Regions from separate parts of the Mus musculus genome. Here region 1 is linked to region 2. The links are chromatin loops, found by intact Hi-C in ENCODE. Cell type or tissue: heart. All regions are shown on one strand. Each heading gives the region's core, and the rest is flanking DNA. Links, peaks and the distances in the headings are about the cores only.

Region 1 (2,911 bases), core at 112-2,611, 78 kb after region 2:
GAATCAGGGTTGAAATACATACTGTTCCCACAGTATTTGTGGCTAAAAGAAGTCAGCAACAAAAAAGCTGATGTCAGGGAAATGTGAAGAGAACAGAAGACAGCTTTACAAAAGTAGCAGACATGGGAAGCCCTCCTCTTGAAAGATCTGTGTGGAATAAATCCTTCTCCAGCACCATCCTACTTCCCAAGATGCCGCTGACTCAACTGAAGAGAAGAATACATCTACTTGGGCTGGGAAGGTAAACAGACGGAACATGTGGGTGGGTAAAGAGCAGGAGTAACATGGATGACTCACAGACTTGGTCAATTGCCAGGTAAAACCTAACCTGGCCAAGTCATGGAGTCTGCTCCTGGAGACTAGGGTGTCCTGCCTGTGTCTTTTCTGCACAGAATGCACGTGTATGCACATATGCAAACACATCCACACATAAAAGTAAGCTTTATGTATAGTCTCAGTATGTTTCTTGGAGTCATACTTACTACCATAAATAACTCCAGTAACTAGAATAGATTTTTTGTTTAAAACATATTTTGATTGTTTACAGTGAAATTGTAAACCTCCTTCCAAAAAAACAGAAGCAGGCAATTTAAGAACAAAGGTCATCAGAAATCCTAGACCAAAAAAATCACTACCCTAAATCTGAGGTTTTATAAACATATAACACTCCGTAAAAGGGAGCAATGAGAAGATATTCAATTTTTTTCACACTAAATTTTAACACTTTTATCCCAAGATATGATACTAAATAAGTAAATTTTGATTTGAAAGGACACTAGAATTTATTTCTCAAAAAAAAAAAAAAAAAAAAAAGTCAGAAAGGCCTTGGGACTGTTTTAGAGTTTAATAACTTCTCAGTTTTTTTTTTTCTAGGTTTAGGAGAAATTCCTGCTTACTTCGATAATCTCCTGACGCCTTTCACTCAAGTAAGAAAAGGAGGAAGTTCAGTCTCCTGCTTCCAGCTGAGAATTCCCACCCCTTCCAGGAAGCAGGAAGCCCATGGCAGAAGGCAGGGGTTCCCCTCTTCCAGAAGGGAGCAGCCAGTGTGAGTGGTCCTCTCTCACACAGGAAAAGCTGACTCAAAGCCCAGCTGTCGTCGACTCCAGCCTGGAACTTTCCTGGAGACAGGACCATTGAACACACTCTGGACCAAACTGCAGCGAGGGCCTGGGCTGAGCACCTGTGCCTGTCGGGGCTATGGGAGCCGGAAGCAGGGCTTGGCCAGCTTCTCCATCCATCACAGACATCGCTTCCTCTCCTTTGCCTCCCAAGCTGCTTAGAAACGATACACGGAACCTTCCTGTCACACCTCAGAGATTCCTTTTCCTTGGGTTTTGGTTTTTGATATTTTACTTATCTTTATTTCATGTGTATGGGTGTTCTGCCTGCAGGTCTGACTATGTGACGTAGGCATGCAGTGCCCACACAGGTCAGAGAGAGCACCAGATCCTCTGGAACCGGAGTTACGGACAGTTGTACCTTGCCATGTGGGTGCCGGGAACTGAGCCAGGGTCCTCTGGAAAAGCACCAGTGCTTTCATCACTGAGCCATCTCTCCAGCCCCTCTCTGATTTGTTTTAAAGAAGAACATTGTGTTTAATCACAACCATACACAAGACTTTTTATAACCCAAATCATGTTTGTGCAGCATTAGCCTATCATCAGTGTCTACATACACGACTACACTGAAAACCTCACATTTGATACATTGTTGATACGTGTGACACATTTGATACATTGTTGATACATGTGACACAGTTGATACATTGTTGATAGGTGTGACACATTTGATACATTGTTGATCAATGTGACATGCCCTACGTAGCGCTTCTCTTCTTGTCCTCAATCTTCAGATGAGAAGACTGAGGTTTAGGAAGTGAATCGAAGCCTATGATCAAAGAGGAAGTAAAAGAACCAGGGTGGCATCCCAGGCATTCTGTCAACAATCCAAATTAACAAACAATTGGTTTGCTACACTGATGAGCAGTCCTGGGTAACTGCAGATGCAGGAAAGCCCTTAATTTTGCTCAGATCACATTAATGTGGGTATCAGACTTGCTTGGAAAAGACAGTTGCTGAACAAACATAAATAGGAAGGAGCCGACCCACAACTCATGGGGGGGGGCGGGGAAGCCCTGGCAACAAATAGGTAAATTAAGAAATCCCAGAGTCAGACACTCCTTGAATACCCAATGCTAAGCACTAGTCAAATAAATCAGAGCAGCCAGGGCTACACAATGAGTTACAGGCAAGCCTGGGCTACAGAGTGAGAGTCTACTTAAAGAAAAACAAATATTTGTTAGGATTGCATTACAATAAAAACTTATACTGAAGAAAATTTAAAGACTCAGGGGCTAGAAAGACAGCTTAGAAGGAAAAAGGCACTCGCCATCAAAGCTGATAACCTGAGTTTGATCCCTGGGTCCCACATGGTAGGAAAACTAACTCTTCTGCACATACAGGGACACAATGCTAAATGAAAGAGAGAGAAACAGAGAGACAGACAGACAGACAGACAAACGGACGGAGAGATTAAAGAATTAAGATACCTGTTTTAGGAGCTTGAGAGATGGCTCAGCAGTTAAAAGCACTTGTTGATTTATATAAAGCCTGGGCTCAGTTTCCAGCACCCTCATGGAGGCTCACAACCACCTGTAACTCTAGTCCCAGCGGATCTGATGCCCTCTCTGGCCTTCTCAAGCACTAGGCACACATGTGGTACACATACACACATCAGCATTCACACACATACACACACAATAGAAACAAATCGCTTTGTTTCTAAAAATAACTGACTTAGGAAACCGGGTCAAAAAATAGAAAGGTCAAATGTTAAAATCCGATAATATTGTAAGCTGAAAAGAAATCTCTGAATAATATGGCTAAAATTAAGTTTTATTTTATATTGTTTT
Region 2 (2,911 bases), core at 281-2,780:
GTATTCAAATGAGATCGTGAATGGGACCAATCAGGAGTGAGCTATAAACAGTGACAGAGAAAGCCTGTCAAAACCTGAGAGTGTTCTCAATTCAGGCTGCTTTTCTGTGCCACCCCAACCCACCCACCACCCACCACCCGCCATCCACCACCCACTACCCACCACCCACCACCACCTAAGTGTTAGAGAAAATGTGGGGAAAGTGGAAAGAGAAACACCAAGAAAAGATCTCTGTTTATCCACCCATTGTGGCTCTACTTGCCACCAGGCCAAAAAAAAAAAAAAAAAAAAAAAAAAAAGGGTGGGGGGTTTAACTTGGATCAGCATTAGGACCCATCCATCATAGCCTTGATGGTAGTCAGGAAGAGGGGGAGGGTGACTTGCTTTAAAAAAAAGGTAAAAATAAATAATATAAATTATTTAACTGACAAAATAATATTCATAATAAATCTATATTTTTTCTATACTTAACAAAAGAAAGGGAAACTTATAGAAAAACAAGAACTGTTCTAGGCATATGCAAGACTACATAGTTCACAGGAAGGTCAAGGGTCTGAGAGAGTGTACCTAGTTAATAAAGCAGTGCTACAATGTGGATGTGGTGCAAGACGAGGTTCTCCAGTTACTCTGAGGTGGACTACATCTCCTCTCCATATCCAGCTCACCAGGCCTCTCGCTGAACTTACAACTTGGCCAACAAAAAGGAAAGAGAGATGCTTTCTGTTTATTCTAGGTTTCTTTTTTCTTTTTTTTCCCCCCTCAGTATTTTGTTTTGAAACTCTGGTGGAAAAGCTTTCTTGAGACCTGGCCAGCCTCTATGCTGCAAAACTTTCCAAACAAAGGCTTCAGGCCTTAGGGGTTTTTCCAGGTCCTCTTGATTCCTGTAAGCTACTTGGGCTTTGTTCACATCACCTAAGCGTCTATTTCTATCCCTGCTCCCTATGCCAGCTCTCTAGACCACAGCTTCCTGATATCGGCTTCCCAGGTATATGCCCCTCCCTATCTGGAAAGAGAGAACCCCAAGAAGAGGTCACTGACACTAGGCAACATCTGACAAAGGGGAGGTGACTGTCAGGAAAGGGAAACTGAGTCATGTTTACCTCCTTTCTACCATCCTTCCTTACTGCAACCCTTTTGAATGGGTCTCAAGAGTTTGCCTGTGTCTAAGAAAAAAAGCCAGTGGAGGCCCCTAGCAGCAAATACCAAGTATCCCTTGAGGAACTATTAGCATTGTGGCCAGACATGGAGCTCCAATTCAAAGACTGCCCACATTCCTTAGGTTTGGCTGTGCTGCTAGCCACAGAACCGGAGACAGGAACACTCAATGGCTAGGAACACTCATTGGCTACCCGGCTAGCCACAGAACCAGCCAACACTCAACAGCTCAAATGTCACTCTCTCCCTCAGCTTGTTTCTCTTCCTAGAATTCCTATGGAAATTTTCCTATGAAATAGATCAGAGACAATGAACAAAGAGCTTTCCCTTGAGCAATTATCTTCCACTCCCTACCCTTTGGCAGATGAGAAGGGAAAAAAAAAATCACTCGCAGATTGCACAAACAAAATTTGGTTCTAAGGCATATAGGAGCCGAGAGAAGTGGGCAAGCATTCTTCCATTGGTTCAATTGTCTGATCTAAATGAAAGTGAATTCTTAGGATTCCCACTTCAGCTAGCATCTTGGAGCAAAGCCAGCCCTCAAACAAAAGCACTGCATGACCTGCCAACAGGGATTGTCACCAGGAATAAACATCTGTACACTTAACTCACCCCAGAGCTCTGGGAAGCAGGAAATCCAGGCATTTGTTATTTCCGTGGAACAAACCAACCTCGATACAACAAGAGACAATAACAAAGCAAAGTGACTGACGGGAAGAGAAAGAGGTGTGACTGATGGAAGGCAGAGTGGAGACAGGACAAGGGTTTGCCCTCAGGAATGTGAAGAGAAAAGAACGCATGACTGGCATTTACAGCCACATCTTCTAAGCACAAGGTTTTACTTACAGGCAATCCCAGTATGCTTGCTTGACCCTGGGTTTCATTTTTTCCCCCTTCACAACAGAGAATAACTTGGGAAAGCTTGTTTGTCACAGTGATTGAAGGTTATAAATTTCAATGACCACATGTATATAAAAATTAAGTTTCATAAGATATTCATGGTTTCTTGTTATTCGGAGATTTTAACATCTCCAGTTACATTTTAGAATCATGATTGCATTTTACAGTCTCTGTCATCAAGACATGATTGAGAAAGTTGCCGGGCTGGTGAGATGGCTCAGCGGGTAAGAGCACCCGACTGCTCTTCCGAAGGTCCAGAGTTCAAATCCCAGCAACCACATGGTGGCTCACAACCACCTTTAACAAGATCTGACTCCCTCTTCTGGTGTGTCTGAAGACAGCTACAGTGTACTTACATATAATAATAAATAAATTAAAAAAAAAAAAAAAAAAAAAGAAGCTGTTTTAAAAAAAAAAAAAAAAAAAAAAAAAAAAGAAAGTTGCCGCTGTTAGTATGTGTAGACTATATTGAGCCATAGCTACTCATATGATGGCATCAGAAAATAACCACTCAGACCCAGTTCCTAGTCAAATGGGACTCTATTCCAGCCAGCTGAGACTATACCCAAGTGTTCAGGGACCTAGGCAGAGCCCTAGGAGTCCAGAGTCCAGGGGTTTTAAAGGTAAAAACCATATCTTGGTATTTCACTTGGCAGCTGGAGAGGGTACATCACAGAAGCAAGCAATTTAACAGACTCTGAGAAAAAGCTGGAGGTTCTACAGAAACAGGTAGTTTAACAGAAGCTAAGTTACCTAGGACATCCGACCTTGGGTTCCTAGAATAAAATTGGATCATTTTCCCTGGAATTCTCCATCAAGGAGATCAAATTATAGTTAACCCAGACATGGCCCCAGC

The links. A loop is a pair of places that touch in the nucleus more often than their neighbours do. Peaks named below come from ENCODE experiments on the same cell type or tissue, not always from the same donor. Only the 100,000 strongest peaks of a DNase experiment are listed, where the experiment ranks them.
Region 1: it touches region 2 in a loop (3-fold over the local background); 2 of 42 quality-filtered maps call a loop at or near these places.

The regions. Positions count from the first base shown.
Region 1 is chr19:21,802,861-21,805,771 of GRCm38, reverse strand. All of the region lies in intron 5 of Cemip2 (cell migration inducing hyaluronidase 2), which reads right to left. Among named protein-coding and RNA genes, the nearest start is that of Cemip2, 26 kb to the right of the region's middle. In heart, for the core only: no CTCF peak of the experiment used is centred there; a DNase peak (open chromatin) is centred at 1,091.
Region 2 is chr19:21,881,186-21,884,096 of GRCm38, reverse strand. No RefSeq gene overlaps it. Among named protein-coding and RNA genes, the nearest start is that of Cemip2, 100 kb to the right of the region's middle. In heart, for the core only: no CTCF peak of the experiment used is centred there; DNase peaks (open chromatin) are centred at 836, 1,286 and 1,716; H3K4me3 peaks cover 896 bases; H3K27ac peaks cover 1,995 bases.